Regions from separate parts of the Homo sapiens genome. Here region 1 is linked to region 2. Evidence: chromatin loops called from intact Hi-C (ENCODE). Cell type or tissue: OCI-LY7. All regions are shown on one strand.

Region 1 (8,000 bases), 310 kb before region 2:
GATGGGGTTTCACGGTGTTAGCCAGGATGGTCTTGATCTCCTGACCTTGTGATCCACCTGCCTCAGCCTCCCAAAGTGCTGGGATTACAGGCGTGAACCACCGCGCCCAGCCTTTTTTTTTGAGACGGAGTCTCGCTCTGTCACCCAGGCTGGAGTGCAGTGGCGCAATCTCGGCTCACTGCAGCCTCCACCTCTCAGCTTCAAGCAATTCAGCCTGCCTCAGCCTCCCGCGTAGCTGGGACTATAGACGCCTGCCATCACGCCCGGCTAAATTTTTTTGTATTTTTAGTAGAGACGGGGTTTCCCCGTGTTAGCCAGGATGGTCTCCATCTCCTGACCTTGTGATCCGCCCGCCTTGGCCTCCCAAAGTGATGGGATTATAGGCGTGAGCCACCGCGCCTGGCCAGACGACTGCACAATTCTATAATTTAACTAAAAATCATCAAATCATGTTTACAATGGATGAGTTGTGTGGTACATGAACTACATCTCAATAAAGCTATGAAGAGTAAAACAGATATAGTGAAAACAAAGCAAATATTAAATTCAAGCTGAGCGCTGCTGCAGAACATGCTGAAAGTTCCCTTAAGAAAAATGGACAGTGTTAGGTGTTAAAAATGCATATATTACCACCCAGTGACTCTTTCTCCTTGACATAATCAACAAAATTGACAGAGATGTGAAAAGAAAGCTTTCTCATCGGGTGATTGAATGGTCCATGGGGGCAACCCCTAAAATCATCTCAAATGTCTCCACGGTCCCCGGTCTGCCCTTGGGGAAACACACCAAAATGCTGCTGAGGCCCGGCCTGCCTCCCACCCTTGACCTGACGGAGTTCTCATTAAGGAGACAGGAGAGGCGGGGAGTCTAGGAAACCAGTGCGGCACAAAGGCAAGGACCAGAAGAGATGAACAAAGAGAAGAACAAGTATCTGCAAGGCCCCAGGGAAGGATGGAGAAGAGAAAGGGAAAAAGCACAGCTGGAGAGGACCTGTGGACTGGATGGGCGCAGAACACTGCTGGCACTGGCAACATGACCCAGGCAGCTAGCTGATGGGTTGCACCTGGGTGCCAGTGCCAACCAATAGTGGCTGACGCGAGTGTTCTGCGATGGATGCTCAGTGGGAGGGAGGGCCACGAGTGATTAGCAATGACATTTCAGCCACAGTGGGATCCCGAAGCGGGCTGTAAATGACATGTATGTTATTCTGTTCAGCCCAAGTGAAGAACGGACATCAAGTGAGCTCAGGTCCCAGGTGACAGGAAGTGCCACTCAACTTTTTGATATCTGTGTCATGCCACTGCTTACTATGATTATGGTCATTAGCTAGTCACTTATCTTCCTTTATGAGCAATTGTAGCAGCTACCATTTGGGGACTTCTGAGCCAGGTGTGGTTCTGAGGGCTGTATAAGCATCAGCCCGTTTTACAGATGAGGAAACTGGGACCCAGGGGGTTAAGCAACCTCGACCAAGGTCACTCAGCCAGAGGCAGGCTGGAAGAATATCAGAGATGAAAGAGGACAACAGCAAACTGCTCCATCTGATGTAGGGCCATCAGCCCTCGGAACCTCTAGGGAAACCCCAGGGTGGAACCACCCAAAGGCCAGGCTGACCCGCTGCTGGGCCTGGGATACAGCTGTGCTCTCCCCAGCAGGCAGGCAACAGTGCGTTCTGCCTAGCTCTGAGTCCATCCCCTTCAGAGTGCCCCCAAACTGTGCTGGTTCCCCTCACTTCATCCCAGTGGCCCCAGGCCCTCACCTAGTCACACCTTACAAAACCTGGGCAGAGCAGTTTTTCAAACCTGAGTGGACGTAAAACTCACATGGGGAATGGGTTGAAAATGCAGGTTCCCAGGCCCCAAGGGGTCCCAGGCAGGCCCTGGCATGTCTAGCAGTCCTCCCCCACTTGTGGACCTGGCCCACACTCAGAGAAATCTGGCCTGTGGGTGTCCGGAGACACCCAGGAGACTGAGACATCAGATCAGATGAGACGCCAGGATCTGAGGACCCAATCTAGATGTCCCCATGATGCCCAAGTTCTCTCTCCTCTTCCTTCTCTCCTTTCCACCACAAAGAACCCCACGAGGAGATGGAGGGTGAGACTTGGAGCTAGATGCTCCCAGTCAACACATAACTCATCAATAGAGGCAGAAAGAGAGCTGGGAACAAAGCTACGTGGGAGCCCCACAGCTGGTCCCGGTCCCAACTATGCTTCCATCCAGCTGAGATCTTGGCAGTCACTTCCTCCTTGGTGTCTTACGTCCCTCAGCCATAACACAGAGGCCCGAGTATCGGCTGGGTCCTCTCAGCAAGGACCCTGGCCCCTCCCGATCAACTATAATCGTCTCCTTGGGCCCAGCCCCACTCCTCCAACCCACACACCAAGAGCCTCCGTCCTGATGGGAGGGAAATTGCCCAAACCACTGGCTCGGCCTTCACACCAAGCCACTAAAGAAAGCGAAAGCCGGCCCCCGCGGTGAGGTCAATCTGATGACAATGAGAGTTTTCTAGGCAGAAGCGATGCGCCGGGACCCGCGCTCAGCACCCCGCCCCGCCCTCGGGGTTTCCCCCAGGAGCTCCCCCCTGTTGCAAGGACGGAGCTGAGGTGCCCGGGGCGAAGGGACTGCCCCAAGGTCACCCAAGCCGGGCAGTAGCAGCGCCAGGTACGGCTCGGGCAGGTTCCTCCGGGGCCCCCAGCCACGCCTAGGGATCGGGGCCGTGGGGCCGCGCGAAGGCTCGGGGTAGCAACGAGGCCCGGAGGGGGCCGAGCAGGGCGCCCCGCCCCGAGTCCCCGCCCCCGCGCCCGCCGGGTCCGCGTTCCAGCGCGTGCCTAGCAGTCCGCGCCTGGGGCCGGGCGCTCACCGGACTTCGGAGGGTAGCGATAGGCCGAGTTCGCCTGGATGTCGATGTCCTCCACCCCCGCGATGCGGCGGCTGAGAATGGAGCCCATGGTGCGCGGCGCTGCCGGGCAGAGGGGCCAGGGCCGGAACGGGAGCGGCGACAGCGGCGGGGTCCTCACGCGGACATGGCCCGGACCAGGCCGCACGGACGCTCGTCCACGGCCGCGGAGGCGCCTCGAGCCCCCACCCCCGGCTCGGCCCGGGGACCGACGCCACGGCGGCCCTCCGCCTCCCGGTCCCGGGGCACGTCGGGAAATGGAGTCCTCTCGCCGCCGAAGGCGCCGGGAAGCAGCGCGGGAAGCCCGTCTGGGAACTATCTTTCCCAGGATGCTCCGTTCCCAGGCCCTCTGACGGGTTGACAAGCACTCCGGGACAAACCAAATGGACCTAAATTCAGAGGGAAGGAACCAACCAACCACAGGGCAAATGGTCCTTCCCTCTGCGTTCCAAGCGCTGCACTAACATATTAACTCTTTGGTCATTTCCTCATCTGTTCGCTTACAGACTCTCCTGGAGCCCCAGCGCCTTCCACTTGCCCCCTCTGAAATAGCTCCCTGAGTCGCTGTGGTTCTCCCCACTCCCCTGAGTTTGTCTCCCGCCCCGACCGGCAGAGGGCGTAGCTGCACCTGCCACCCGGAGCCCACTTGCAGGGTGTGCACGGAAGAAGTGAAGCACCTGCTTTGGCCTTGGCCAGAATTTGAGGACTACCATTTGGGGACTTCTGAACCAGGTGTGGTTCTGAGAGCTGTATAGGCATCAGCCCGTTTTACAGATGAGGAAGCTGGGATCCAGGGGGTTAAGCAACCTCCGGCCCCCTGACAAGGCTGAGGCCCGGTGCAGTGGCTCACCTGTAATCCCGATACTTTGGCCCCACGTCTGGACCAATTAGTTTAAAGACATAATTTCACAGCCTCCACGGAAGGCAGTAGACTCTCCCACATTTTACACACAGGGAAACTGAGGCACAGAGGAGAGAGAGCCGCATGAAATGGCGCTGCGGGCAAGATTGCAAGAATCGCTTTCAGAATGAAAACCTCGCAGTGTGCAAGGTGTTCCCTGGCTTTTGAGTCACACACAGCTCTGCAAATAGATCGCTTTTTACCTACTTTTCAGTTGAGGAACTTGGATTCTGAGCAGAGTGATTTCCCAAGTCAAGCCTGCTGTACCAAGAAAGCAGCTAGGGAGGGCAAGGCAGACTGAGTCTCCAATGGTCAATTCACCACAGTCCATGTGGAAATGCTTCTTATACCCTTCCAGAGACCACAGTCCAGGATCCAGTCTTCCTCTTTTTTTTTAAATTGTTCTGTCGCGCAGTCTGGAGAGAAGTGGCACAATCTCAGCTCACTACAGCCTTTGCCTCCCGTGTTCAAGCGATTCTCGTGCCTCAGCCTCCCCAGTAGCTGGGATTACAGGCATGCACCATCACACCCAGCCAATTTTTGCATTTTTAGTAGAGACAGGGTTTCACCATGTTAGCCAGGCTGGTCTTGAACTCCCGTCCTCAAGTGATCCGCCTGCCTTGGCCTCCCAAAGTGTTGGGATTAGAGATGAGCCACTGCACCTGGCCTCAGACTTCCTCTTGTCAGGGGAACTTGGGAAGCCAAATGAGTACGGCAGCCAAGAGACTTGTGTGATTATGATGCAGGTCCAGGTCTTGGAGGAGCCTGATTAAATCTCCCTGCCCCACAACCAAGATCCACACTTACTGAGCATTATGTGCCAGGCATCATGCTGAGGGCTCTGCACATATCCTCTCATATAATTCTTTGATGTTGGCCGGGCGCAGTGGCTCACACCTGTAATCCTAACACTTTGGGAGGCCGAGGCAGGCAGATAGCCTGCACCCAGGAGTTCCAGAACAGACTGGGCAACATGTCATGACCCTGTCTCTACCAAAAATGTAAAAATTAGCCAGGTGTGATGGCACGCCCCTGTAGTCACAGCTACTCTGGAGGTGGAGGCAGGAGCATAGCTTGAGCCTGGGAGGTCGAGGTTGCAGTGAGCCATGATCATGCCACTGCACTCCAGCCTGGGTGATAGAGTGAGACCCTATCTCTAAAAAGGATAAAAATTTTAAAAAATAAAATATTAAAAAAACAGGCCAGGCACTGTGGCTCACGCCTGTAATCCCAGCACTTTGGGAGGCCGAGGCAGGCATATCACTTGAGGTCAAGGGTTTAAGACTAGCCTTGCCAATATGGTGAAACCCTGTCTCTACCAAAAATACAAAAAATTAGTTGAGCGTGGTGGTGCGCGCCTGTAATCCCAGCTACTGGGGAGGCTGAGGCAGGAGAATCGCTTGAACCTGGGAGGTGGAGGTTACAGTGAGCCCAGATTGCGCCACTGCACTCCAGTGGGAGTGAGAGAGCGAGACTCTGTTTCCAAAAATAATAATAATTAAAAAACAATTATCTGGCCAGGCACAATGGTTCACGCCTGGAATCCCAGGACTTTGTGAGGCCGAGGTGGGCGGATCACCCAAGGTCAGTTCAAGACCAGCCTGGCCAACATGGCAAAACCCCCATCTCTACTAAAAACATAAAAATTAGCTGGGTGTGGTGGCATGTGCCTGTAATCCCAGCTACTCGGGAAGCTGAGGCAGGAGAATCGCTTGAACCTGGGAGGTGGAGGTTACAGTGAGCCAAGATTGCCCCACTGCACTCCAGTGTGGGTGACAGAGCGAGACTCTGTTTCCAAAAATAATAATAATTAAAAAACAATTATCTGGCCGGGTGCAATGGTTCACACCTGGAATCCCAGCACTTTGGGAGGCCGAGGTGGGCGGATCATTCAAGGTCAGGAGTTGGAGACTAGCCTGGCCAACATGGCAAAAACCCGTCTCTACTAAAAACAAAAATTAGCTGGGTGTGGTGGCACGTGCCTGTAATCCCAGCTACTCGGGAGGCTGAGATGGGAGAATTGCTCGAACCTGGGAGGCGGAGGTTGCAGTGAGCGGAGATCGCGCCACTGCACTCCAGCCTAGGCGACAGAGCAAGACTCTGTCACAGAAAAACAATCTGATGTAGATTCTATTTCTATTACCAATTTACAAAACAGTAAAGTGAGGCTCAGAAAAATGAAGTACCCTAATGAGGTTGCACAGTAGGTGGGTGGCACAGCTGGAATTGAGCCAGGCCACTGCTCTTACCTGGGCACGTCCCTGCCTCCACAGAGGCATGCTCCAGAGTGCCAGATTGCCAGGCTCTTGCCCCCAGATGGATGGGCCTGAAGCCCCCCACCCATTGTGATCTCTCTTCATTTTATATTTCTTTCCATTGAATCACGTAACTCACGTACATGTACATGTATTTGTGTATCAACGCTGCATTCAACTGACTGCCCTCCTCATTTGCGGGGAGGAAGGGAGAGTCCTGAGCATCAGCTGTTCCCACTGAAAAACAACACTAAGAGCATATCCTCCCTATGGAGCCTGTGCCAGAGCAGTCATTTCCACCAGGTGGATGTTTCATTAACTCTTCTTCTCAACAGAGCTTTGGACTCAAGGTGTCCTCAAAGCCCTTTCAGCAGTATTTTTCTGTGCTTACCCACACCCAGATGGAAGACAGGCCCTTCCCGATTTGGTCCAAGTTCCATTATCAACATCTGAGTGGATTCATTTATTTTTATTTATTTATTTATTTATTTTATTTTTTTTGAGATGGAGTTTCGCTCTGTCGCCCAGGCTGGAGGACAATGGTGCAATCTCGGCTCACTGCAACCTCCGCCTCCCGGGTTCAAGCGATTCTCCTGCCTCAGCCTCCGTAGTAGCTGGGATTACAGGCATGTGCTACCACGCCCGGCTAATTTTGTATTTTTAGTAGAGACGGGGTTTCTCCATGTTGGTCAGGCTGGTCTCGAACTCCTGACCTCAGGTGATCTGTCCGCCTCGGCCTCCCAAAGTGCTGGGATTACAGGCGTGAGCCACCGTGCCCGGCCTGGATTCATTTATTTATTTACGTTTGGAGACACAGTCTCACTCTGTCACCCAGCCTGGAGTGCAGTGGCATGATCATGTGGGATCTCGGCTCGCTTTAACTTCCGCCTCCCAGGTTCAAGCGGTTCTCCTTCCTCAGCCTCCCGAGTAGCTGGGATTACAGGCACCCACAACTAATTTTTGTATTTTCAGTAGAGACAGGGTTTCACCACGTTGGCCAGGCTGGTCTTTAACTCCTGACCTCAGGCAATCCCCCCACCTTGGCCTCCCAAAGTGCTGGGATTACAGGCGTGTGCCGTCATGCCTGGCCAATTCATTGATTTATTCAACAAATATTTATCCTGCAGCTACTATGTGACAGGTGATGAACCAGGCAACAGGCATCAAATGGTAGGACAAGCTAGACATGGAGGCTGCAGGCAGGTGAGGAAATAGACGCTAGAAAGGTTAACAAGTATATAATTCCAGAATGTGGTGGGTGCTCTGCAGAAAACGTTGAGATGCAATTAATTGACACTATTGGCAGGGGAGTCAGGGAAGGGGTTTTTTTGAGGAGGTGACAGCTAAGCCAGGACTTGATTTATTTTTTGTTGCTGTTGTTGTTGCTGTTGTTTGAGACGCAGCCTCACTCTGTTGCCCGAGGTGGAGTGCAGTGGAGCGATCTCAGCTCACTGCAACCTCCGCCCCCTGGGTTCAAGCAATTCTCCTGCCTCAGCCTCCCGAGTAGCTGGGACTACAGGCGCGTGCCAGCACACCCAGCGAATTTTTGTATTTTTAGTAGAGATGGGGTTTCACCATGTTGGCCAGGCTGGTCTTGAACTCCTGACCTCAGGTAATCTACCCACCTCGGCCTCCCAAAGTGCTGGGATTATAGGCGTGAGCCACCGCGGCCGGTTGCTAAACCAGGACTTGAAATACAATTAATAGCCAGCCAGGCAAAGTGTGAGGGATTAGGCTGCTCCAGGTTCTAGGTAGGGGTAATGGCATATACAAAACCTCTATAGTGGGAAAGAACTGAGTACGGCACAGGACTAGAATCAAGTGAGGGAGATGGCAAGGCAAGGGCCAGATCTTGCCTCACATTCAGCCAGCATTGGGCTCTCTGAAACGTAAAGACAGGGCCAGGTGCGGTGTCTCACGCCTGTAATCTCAGCATTTTGGGAGGC
Region 2 (8,000 bases):
CAGCACTTTGGGAGGCCGAAGTGGGAGGATCCCTGGAGGCCAGGAGTTGGAGACCAGCCTGGGCAACATAGCAAGACCCCCACCTCCCACCTAGTCTCTATTATATTTTTTAAAAATTGGCTGGGCGTGGTGGCTCACGCCCGTAATCCCAACGTTTTGGGAGACTGAGGCAGGCAGATCACTTGAGGTCAGGAGTTTGAAACCAGCCTGGCCAACATGGTGAAACCCCATCCCTGCTAAAAATACAAAAATTAGCCGGGCATGGTGGTGCGTGCTTGTAATCCCAACTACTCAGGAGGCTTAGGCAGGAGAATCGCTTGAGCCTGGAAGGCATAGGTTGCAGTGAGCTGAGATCATGCCATTGCACTCCAGCCTGGGTGACAAAGCAGGACTCCATCTCAAAAAAAAAAAAAAGAAACTTCCAGTTCTTGGCAAGACCAGTCTTTCTTTTTTTATTTTTCTTTGAATTTTTTTAGAGACAGGGTCTCCTTCTCTTGTCCAGGTTGGACTGCAATGGCTCTATCCTACCTCACTGTAGCCTCCCTCCAACTGCAGGGTTCAAGCAAGCCTCCCACCTCAGCCTCCCAACGTGCTGGGATTACAGGTGTGAGCCACTTCCAGACCAGTTCTTTTTCTCTACCAGACATTTTATTTTTTTACTTTTATTTTTATTTGTATAAATAGAGACAGGGCGGGCACAGTGGCTCACGCCTGTAATCCCAACACTCTTATGAGGCCAAGGTGGGAGGATCACTTGAGCCCAAGAGTTTGAGACCAGCCTGGGCAATATAATGACACCCCAGACCTTTTTTTTTTTTTTTTTTTTTGAGACAGAGTTTTGCTCTTGTCTCCCAGGCTGGAGTCCAATGGTGCGAGATCTCGGCTCACTACAACCTCTGCCTCCTGGGTTCAAGTGATTCTCCTGCCTCAGCCTCCCAAGTAGCTGGGATTACAGGCGCTCGCCACCATGCCGGCTAATTTTTTGTATTTTTGCTAGAGATGAGATTTCACCATGTTGCTCAGGCTGGTCTTGAACTCTTGACCTCAGGTGATCCACCCGCTCCGGCCTCCCAAGAGACCACATCTCTTTACAAAAAATAAAAAGTTAGCTGGGCCTGGTGGCACACATCTGTAATCCCAGCTACTTGGGAGGCTGTGGTGGAAGGATCACCGGAGCCCTGGAGATCAAGGCTGCAGTGAGCTATATGATCATGCCACCGCACTCCAGCCCAGGTGACAGAGCAAGACCCTATCTAAAAAAAATAATAATAGCTGGGCGCGGTGGCTCACACCTGTAATCCCAGCACTTTGGGAGGCTGAGGCGGGCAGATCACCTGAGGTCAGGGTTTGAGATCAGCCTGGCTAACATGGTGAAGCCCCCCGTCTCTACTAAAAATACAAAAAGTAGCTGGGCGTGGTTGTGTGCGCCTGTAATCCCAGCTACTGGAGAGGCTGAGACAGGAGAATCGCTTGGACCCAGGAGGTGGAGGTTGCAGTGAGCCAAGATAGCGCCACTCTACTCCAGCCTGAGCAACAGAGCAAGACTCTGTCTCAAATAATAATAATAATAAGCTGGGTGTGTTGGCCTGTAGTCCCAGTTACTTGGGAGGTTGAGGCAGAAGGATCACTTGAACCCGAGAAGTGGAAGCTGCAGTGAGCTGAGACTGTGCCGCTCCAGCCTGGGTGACAGAGTGAGAATATGTCTCAAAATAATAATAATATTTAGAGATAGGTCTTGCCATCTTGCCCAGGCTGGTCATGAACTCCTGGTCTCAAGTGATCCTCCTGCCTCAGCCTCCCAAAGTGCTGGGATTCCAGGTGTGAGCCATCCCCAGCTCTTTCTCTCTACTGGACATTTTCATTATATGGATGACAACAGCACAAAGAAGTTCACTAACTTGTCCAGGGTTGTATAAGCTAGTAGGAGGCATAGTCCAGATTGCAGTCTCCATGTGTCTGCAGTCTGAATCCAAAGCTTGTGCTCTCTAACCCACTACTTCCCTGGAGCATCAGGTAGCTGTCGAGGTGGGGGACAGGCAGTGGAGACAGCCAACAAGGCCAGGCTCTGAGCTGTTTTCTCTAGGTTCTGCTTTTCCAGGAGGCAGCAGCTGCCATTGCAGGAGAGCCAGGCCCCATTTCTCCTTCTAGGTGAACAACAGGCATGGAGGCATGTCCCCCCTCCCTGCCATTGTGCTGGGCGTCCTCCTCTCAGAGTAGGCCCCTCTTGGAGGGAGGATGGTCTCTCCTATTAGACGGTAAGATCCCCAAGGAGAGGGACATTGTCTGCTTTGTCCCTCCCCCTGCAAGGTCCTGCCCAGGGCCTGGCATGTTGTCAGTGCTTCCTGAGTATCGCTGATAGATACACTTTGGGGGCTGAACTTGGTCCCCTAATCCTTTACCAGTAAACATTTATTGAACATCACCTAGGTTCACATTCATTTTTTTTTTTTTTCGAGACAGAGTCTTGCTCTGTCGACTAGGCTGGAGTGCAGTGGCATGATCTCGGCTCACTGCAATCTCCACCTCCCAGGTTCTCCTGCCTCAGCCTCCTGAGTAGCTGGGATTACAGTCCTACGCCACCACACCGAGCAAATTTTTGTATTTTTAGTAGAAATGGGGTTTCACCATGTTGGCCAGGCTGGTCTCGAACTCCTGACCTCATGACCCACCCACCTTGGCCTCCCAAAGTGCTGGGATTACAGGCGTGAGCCACCGCGCCCAGCTCCAACAGATTATTAAGCTCTCTTTTTTTTGAGATAGGGTCTCACTCTATTGCCCGAGCTGGAGTGCAGTGGTGCGATCACGGCTCACTGCTGCCTTGACATCCCAGACTCAGGTGATCCTCCTACCTCAGCCTCCCAAGGAGCTGGGACTACAGGCATGTGCCACCACACTCAGCTAATTTTCATATTTTCTGTAGAGACAGGGGTCTCACTATGTTACCCAAGCTAGTTTCGAACTTCTGGGATCAAGCAATCCTCCTGTCTTAGCCTCATAACAGGCGTGAGCCACCATATGCAGCTGAGACCCTGTCTCTTTTTTTTTTCTGAGACGGAGTCTTGCTTGTCACCCAGGCTGGAGTGCAGTGGTACAACCTCTGTCTCCCAGGTTGAAGCTATTCTCCTCCCTCAGCCTCCTGAGTAGCTGGGATTACAGGCGTGTGCCACCACATCCGCCTAATTTTTGTATTTTTAATACGGATGGGGTTTTGCCATGTTGGCCATGCTGGTCTCTAACTCCCGACCTCAGGTGATCCACCCACCTCAGCCTCCCAAAGTGCTGGGATTACAGGCATGAGGCACCGCGCCTGGCCCTTAGACCCTATCTCTAAAAAACCAAAAAAAACAAAAAAACAAAAGAAGTAACCCTTGAGACCTACATTGTAGATGTAGGAGAGATGACAGGAATCAGAATGGATGAATGGTGGCAGATCCAGACCTCTGGCCCTTGACCTTGGCCAAGCCCTCTAACCTCTCTGAGCCTCGGTTTCCCCATCTATGAAATCGCAGTCCTCAGGGTACCTATTACCACTGGCCTCTGTGAGGCTCAGTGGGAAGTGCACAGAAAGGGCTTCCAGCAGCACGTGGCTGGGAGAAAGAGCCCGCAAATGGTAGCTATTATGAATGAAGCAGCCCACAGCGGGCAGAGCCCAGTCACAAGGCAGGAGTGATGGAGGGAGTGAGATCAGGATGACTTATCAACCCTGAGCCGGTGGCCTGGCGAGCCTCTCTCTCCATTGGCGCTGGCTGGCTGAGCCTACAGAGCTGGGGCTGTCTGCGGGTGGGGTGTTTATTCTAGGAAGCGGCCCTGGCTGCTTCTCATTCCCTGCCCCAGGGAGAAAGGAGGGCTTCAAGTCAGAACCGAAGCCATGCTGGGCCTGGCATGTACAACACAGCGCCACCTGCCCGCAGGGCCCAGAGCTGAAAATGCCCAGGAGGTGCAGCCCCAGGGGCCTGGCTGGGACTTGCAGATGTGAGACACTCCCAGGGTGACCCACCTGACTCCCCAAGAACCTGTCCTGCAAAGCCTAAAATGCTCAGCTTTTGGAAGTCTAGAGACTGGGTCCTGCATTCCAGGGCGGGGACGGGATGGGGCGCCTGGGCTAGGGGGGAGAGTTCTATCAGAGGTGGGGATGTCCCTGGTGGCAGCGCTGTCACCCTTGGGCTCCTTCATCAGAGGCTTGCTTCATGGAAGCCATGTGAGCTATGCAGTTGCACAGGGCTGGCCCTTAGAAGGGCCTGAGTGTGGCTGAATGTTCTGCTGTCACCGTCTTGAAATTCTTAATCATTTTAGAACATGGCCCGCGAATTTTCATTTTACATTACGCAGCCTGTCCTGCCTTCATGGTTTCGTTTCTCCTAGCATGTAGCTTCTCCCTCCCATCAGTGTGGCGCACAGACCCAACCTTCAGCCACATCCAGCAAGACAGGAGTGCCTTAGGTAAGCCTCATTTCCTGAAAGGCCGTGGGAGACATGCACCTGCCACCCCAACCCAGCAGGACCAACCTTTCTGGAAAACCTGAGGCCGGCTGTGTGACGTGGGTGAGTCACTCAACTGCTCTGAACTTCTCGGTATCATAATATTGCACAGATCCTTGGGAAGTTTAAAAGAGGTAGTTTTGGGCTGGGCCTGGTGGCTCATCCCTGTAATCACAGCACTTTGGGAGGCCAAGGCAGGTGGATCTCTTGGGGTCAGGAGTTCAAGACCAGCCTGGTCAACATAGTGAGACACGGTGTCTACTGAAAATACAAAAATTAGCTGGACATGGTGGCACACGCCTGTAATCCCAGCTACTCAGGAGGCTGAGGCACGAGAATCGCTTGAAACCAGGAGGCAGAGGTTGCAGTGAGCTGAGATTGCACCACTGCACTCCAGCCTGGGTGACAGAGCGAGACGCCATCGCAAAATAAATAAATAAAAAGTAAAAAAGGTAGTTTTGGTTGGGCACAGTAGCTCACGCCTGTAGTTCCAGCACTTTGGGAGGCCGAGGCAGGAGGATTGCTTGAGCCCAGGAGTTCGAGAACAGCCTGGGCAACATACTAAGACCCTGCCCCATCTCTACAAAAAATTAAAAAATTAGCTAGTTGTGGTGGTGCATGACTGTAGTCACAGCTACTTGGACAGCTGAGGCGGGAAGATTGCTTGAACCCAGGAGGTGGAGGCTGCAGTGAGCCGATTGTGCCACTGAACTCCAGCCTGGGGGACGGAGTGAGACCCAGTCTCAAAAAAAAAAAAAAAAAAAAAAAGGCCGGTCACAGTGGCTCAGGCCTGTAATCCCAGCACTTTGGGAGGCTGAGGTGGGCGAATCGCTTGAACCCGGGAGGCAGAGGTTGCGATGAGCCCAGATCACGCCATTGCACTCCAGCCTGGGCAACAGAGCGAGATTCCAACTCAAAAAAAAAAAAAAATTTAAGATTATTGCAGGGCTGGGTGCGCCGTCTGACGCCTGTAATCCCAGCACTTTGGGAGGCCGAGGCGGGCAGATCACGAAGTCAGGAGTTCAAAACCAGCCTGGCCACCATGGTGAAACCACATCTCTACTAAAAATACAAAAATTAGCCAGGCGTGTTGGCGCGCACCTGCAATCCCAGCTACTCGGGAGGCTGAAGGAGGAGAATCGCTTGAACCTGAGAGGCGGAGCTTGCAGTGAGCCGAGATCGCGCCATTGCACTCCAGCTCTGGGCGACAGAAGACTGTCTGACGGGGTAGGGGAAAGATTGTTGAAGGCGCTAACTTGGAGGGAGAGGAGTCCGCCCGGGATCCCTAAGGACCTGCCCCGGGGAGGAGGAGCCGTCCCTCCCTTGGCCCCTCCCCTCCTGCCTTCCGAGGGAGGAGACCCCCCCAGGGCAGGAACGAGGGGGCGGAGAAGCGCGAGCGACACATTTTTGAGTCGTGACCAAGTGGAAACTCCCTCCCCGAGGCGGAAGCTGGGGGCGCCCCACTGGGGCCCAAGCCTCCGCCGGGGCGGGATTCCAAGCCAGGGGCGGGGCGCCGCCGGTGACCCGGGCCCCGCCTCTCGCCCGCCTCATGAATATGAACAAGCCGGCTGGTGAGCGGAAGTGCGAGGCGGCCCCAGGCTGGCTGGCTCTGCCGCTGAGAGGGGGGCGCGAGTCCGGGGGGCGTGGCCTGGCTCGGACGCCCCGCCCCTACCCCCACGCGGGGCCTCCTTCCGGCCGGCGCGCCCCGGACGTGACCTCGCGGGCGCGCGCCGGGAGCCGCCAGACTGGGCGCCGACAGCATCCTCCGGGGGTAGGCGCCCACAGTCATTCTTTCCATCGCTGCGGACACGGGAGTCAGAAGTGAAACAGTCCTGTCCTCGTGGGGCTTACGTTCCAGGCGCAAGAGCCACAGGTAGTCGAATTGGGAAACCGCCTCGGATGTCACATAAGCGCCCAGGGAGGACAGGGCAGGACAGGGCCTCCCTGGGGAGGTGACTTGAGTCAAGACTCAAAAGAGGGAAGCGAGGGAACAAGCCATGCGAGGAACTAACGAAGGAACATTCCAGAAAGATTTCACATCCCAAGCCTAAGGTCCAGGGGCAGCAGGCATTGAGGCGGATGTGGCTGGAGTGGAGAGAAAGAGGAATTAAAAGGATGGAGTAATGACAATAATGGCTCACATTTTTTAGCAAGAGGTGGGTTCACTACCTATCTGTCGTTATCTGGGGGGAAATTAGGCTCTGGGAGGTCAAATAACTTGCCCAAGGTCACACAGCTTGTAAGTGGCCAGACCAGCATTGGAACCCAAGGGGACGGATGTCTGAAACACACCCAGGAGTCCCAAGGTGGGATGACCTTGACCAAGACAGGCCCTTTACCCCTTGCCTCAGTTTCATCCCAAAGAGCTGCCCAAACACAGCTTAAAATCAGGGCACAGAGCAAGGGTGTAGCTGAGTGTGCGTAACATCTGTTCTCCTGGGAGATGCTTTTGTTGTCTGGGAAGCACTTGTCACCTCTCCAGGCTCTGGAGCAGGTACAAGTGGCTTCGGGGAGAAAGGGTGGGAGCCGGGAAGAGGCTGCTTCTGGTGGCAGGAGGAGAGAGGGAGTGGGTGAGGGGCCCCGGGCTGGCTGAGTGCTCTGGAGCATGACAAAGGCAGTGTCAGCCAGGCAGCTGTGTCCGCCACTAGCAACCGCGCAGGCAGCATCCCCCGCCATCCCTCTGAGCCTGGAGAGATTGAAACACACACAGTCAGCGTGCCTGCTGCCCAGGTGAGGTGCAGAAGGCCTGGGGGTTGCCAGTCTGGGCTCTGCCGCGAGAAAGTGGCTTTTCTGCAGCCGGAAGCGGGGAGGAAGTGTTTTCACCCTTCTACAAAGCTCTGTCTCTGCCTCTGGATCCACGGTGCTGCAGGCCTGAGGGCTCTCATGGGTACGGGCCTGGTGAGTAATCTAGAATTTGCCCCTTCCCCAGCCTGGTGCAGCCTCTAGTCTCGGCCTTCACGCTCTGCTGTAAAATGAGGCTGGGTCAGGAGTGGGACCCATCCTCCGTGTTTGAGGAGCTGGGCTATTACATGAGCCCCTACCTGAGGTCGCCAGCGAGTCAGAGGTCCTGGTGGGACCAGACCAAAATGGAACCTACTATCGGGCCCATTTTGAGAGGGAGACAGAGAGAAGTTAAAAGTACATGCACACACAGCTCTAAAGTAGCAGAGATGGCATTCAAGTCCAAAGCCTTTGACTCCAGGACGGGCACAGTGGCTCACACTTGTAATTTCAGCACTTTGGGAGGCCGAGGTGGGAGGATCTCCTAAGCCCAGGAGTTCAAGACCAGCATGGGCAACATGGTAAGACCCTATCTCTATTAGCGGGGCGTGATGGCACATGGCTGTAGTCCCAGCTACTCTGGAGGCTGAAGCAAGAGAATCGCTTGAACTTGGAAGGCAGATGTTGCAGTGAGCTGACAGAGCAAGATTCCATCTCAAAACGAACAATCAAACACTAGTCTTGCCCGGCGAGGTGGCTCAGGCCTGTAATGACCAGCCTGGCCAACATGGTGAAACCCC

The links. Hi-C counts contacts between places; a loop is a spot of excess contacts. Peaks named below come from ENCODE experiments on the same cell type or tissue, not always from the same donor. Only the 100,000 strongest peaks of a DNase experiment are listed, where the experiment ranks them.
Region 1: a loop joins it to region 2, with 6 times the contacts of the local background. A loop is called at or near these places in 4 of 110 quality-filtered maps.

Annotation. Positions count from the first base shown.
Region 1 is chr16:4,619,911-4,627,910 of GRCh38, reverse strand. MGRN1 (mahogunin ring finger 1) reads right to left here and starts at 3,085. Exons shown (of 17, transcript NM_015246.4): 1 at 2,863-3,085. The coding sequence starts at 2,950. RefSeq lists enhancers at 1,237-1,765, 2,296-2,825, 3,009-3,303, 2,826-3,356, 3,314-3,423 and silencers at 2,594-2,823, 3,064-3,243. In OCI-LY7, a CTCF peak has its summit at 3,470 (motif pointing right); DNase peaks (open chromatin) are centred at 2,500, 3,230 and 3,520; H3K4me3 peaks cover 2,707 bases; H3K27ac peaks cover 1,633 bases.
Region 2 is chr16:4,305,809-4,313,808 of GRCh38, reverse strand. No RefSeq gene overlaps it. Among named protein-coding and RNA genes, the nearest start is that of GLIS2, 6.3 kb to the left of the region's middle. RefSeq lists a silencer at 1,164-1,395 and an enhancer at 7,986-8,000. In OCI-LY7, CTCF peaks have their summits at 3,678 and 3,901; DNase peaks (open chromatin) are centred at 3,928, 6,028, 6,758 and 7,168; H3K4me3 peaks cover 2,964 bases; H3K27ac peaks cover 4,098 bases.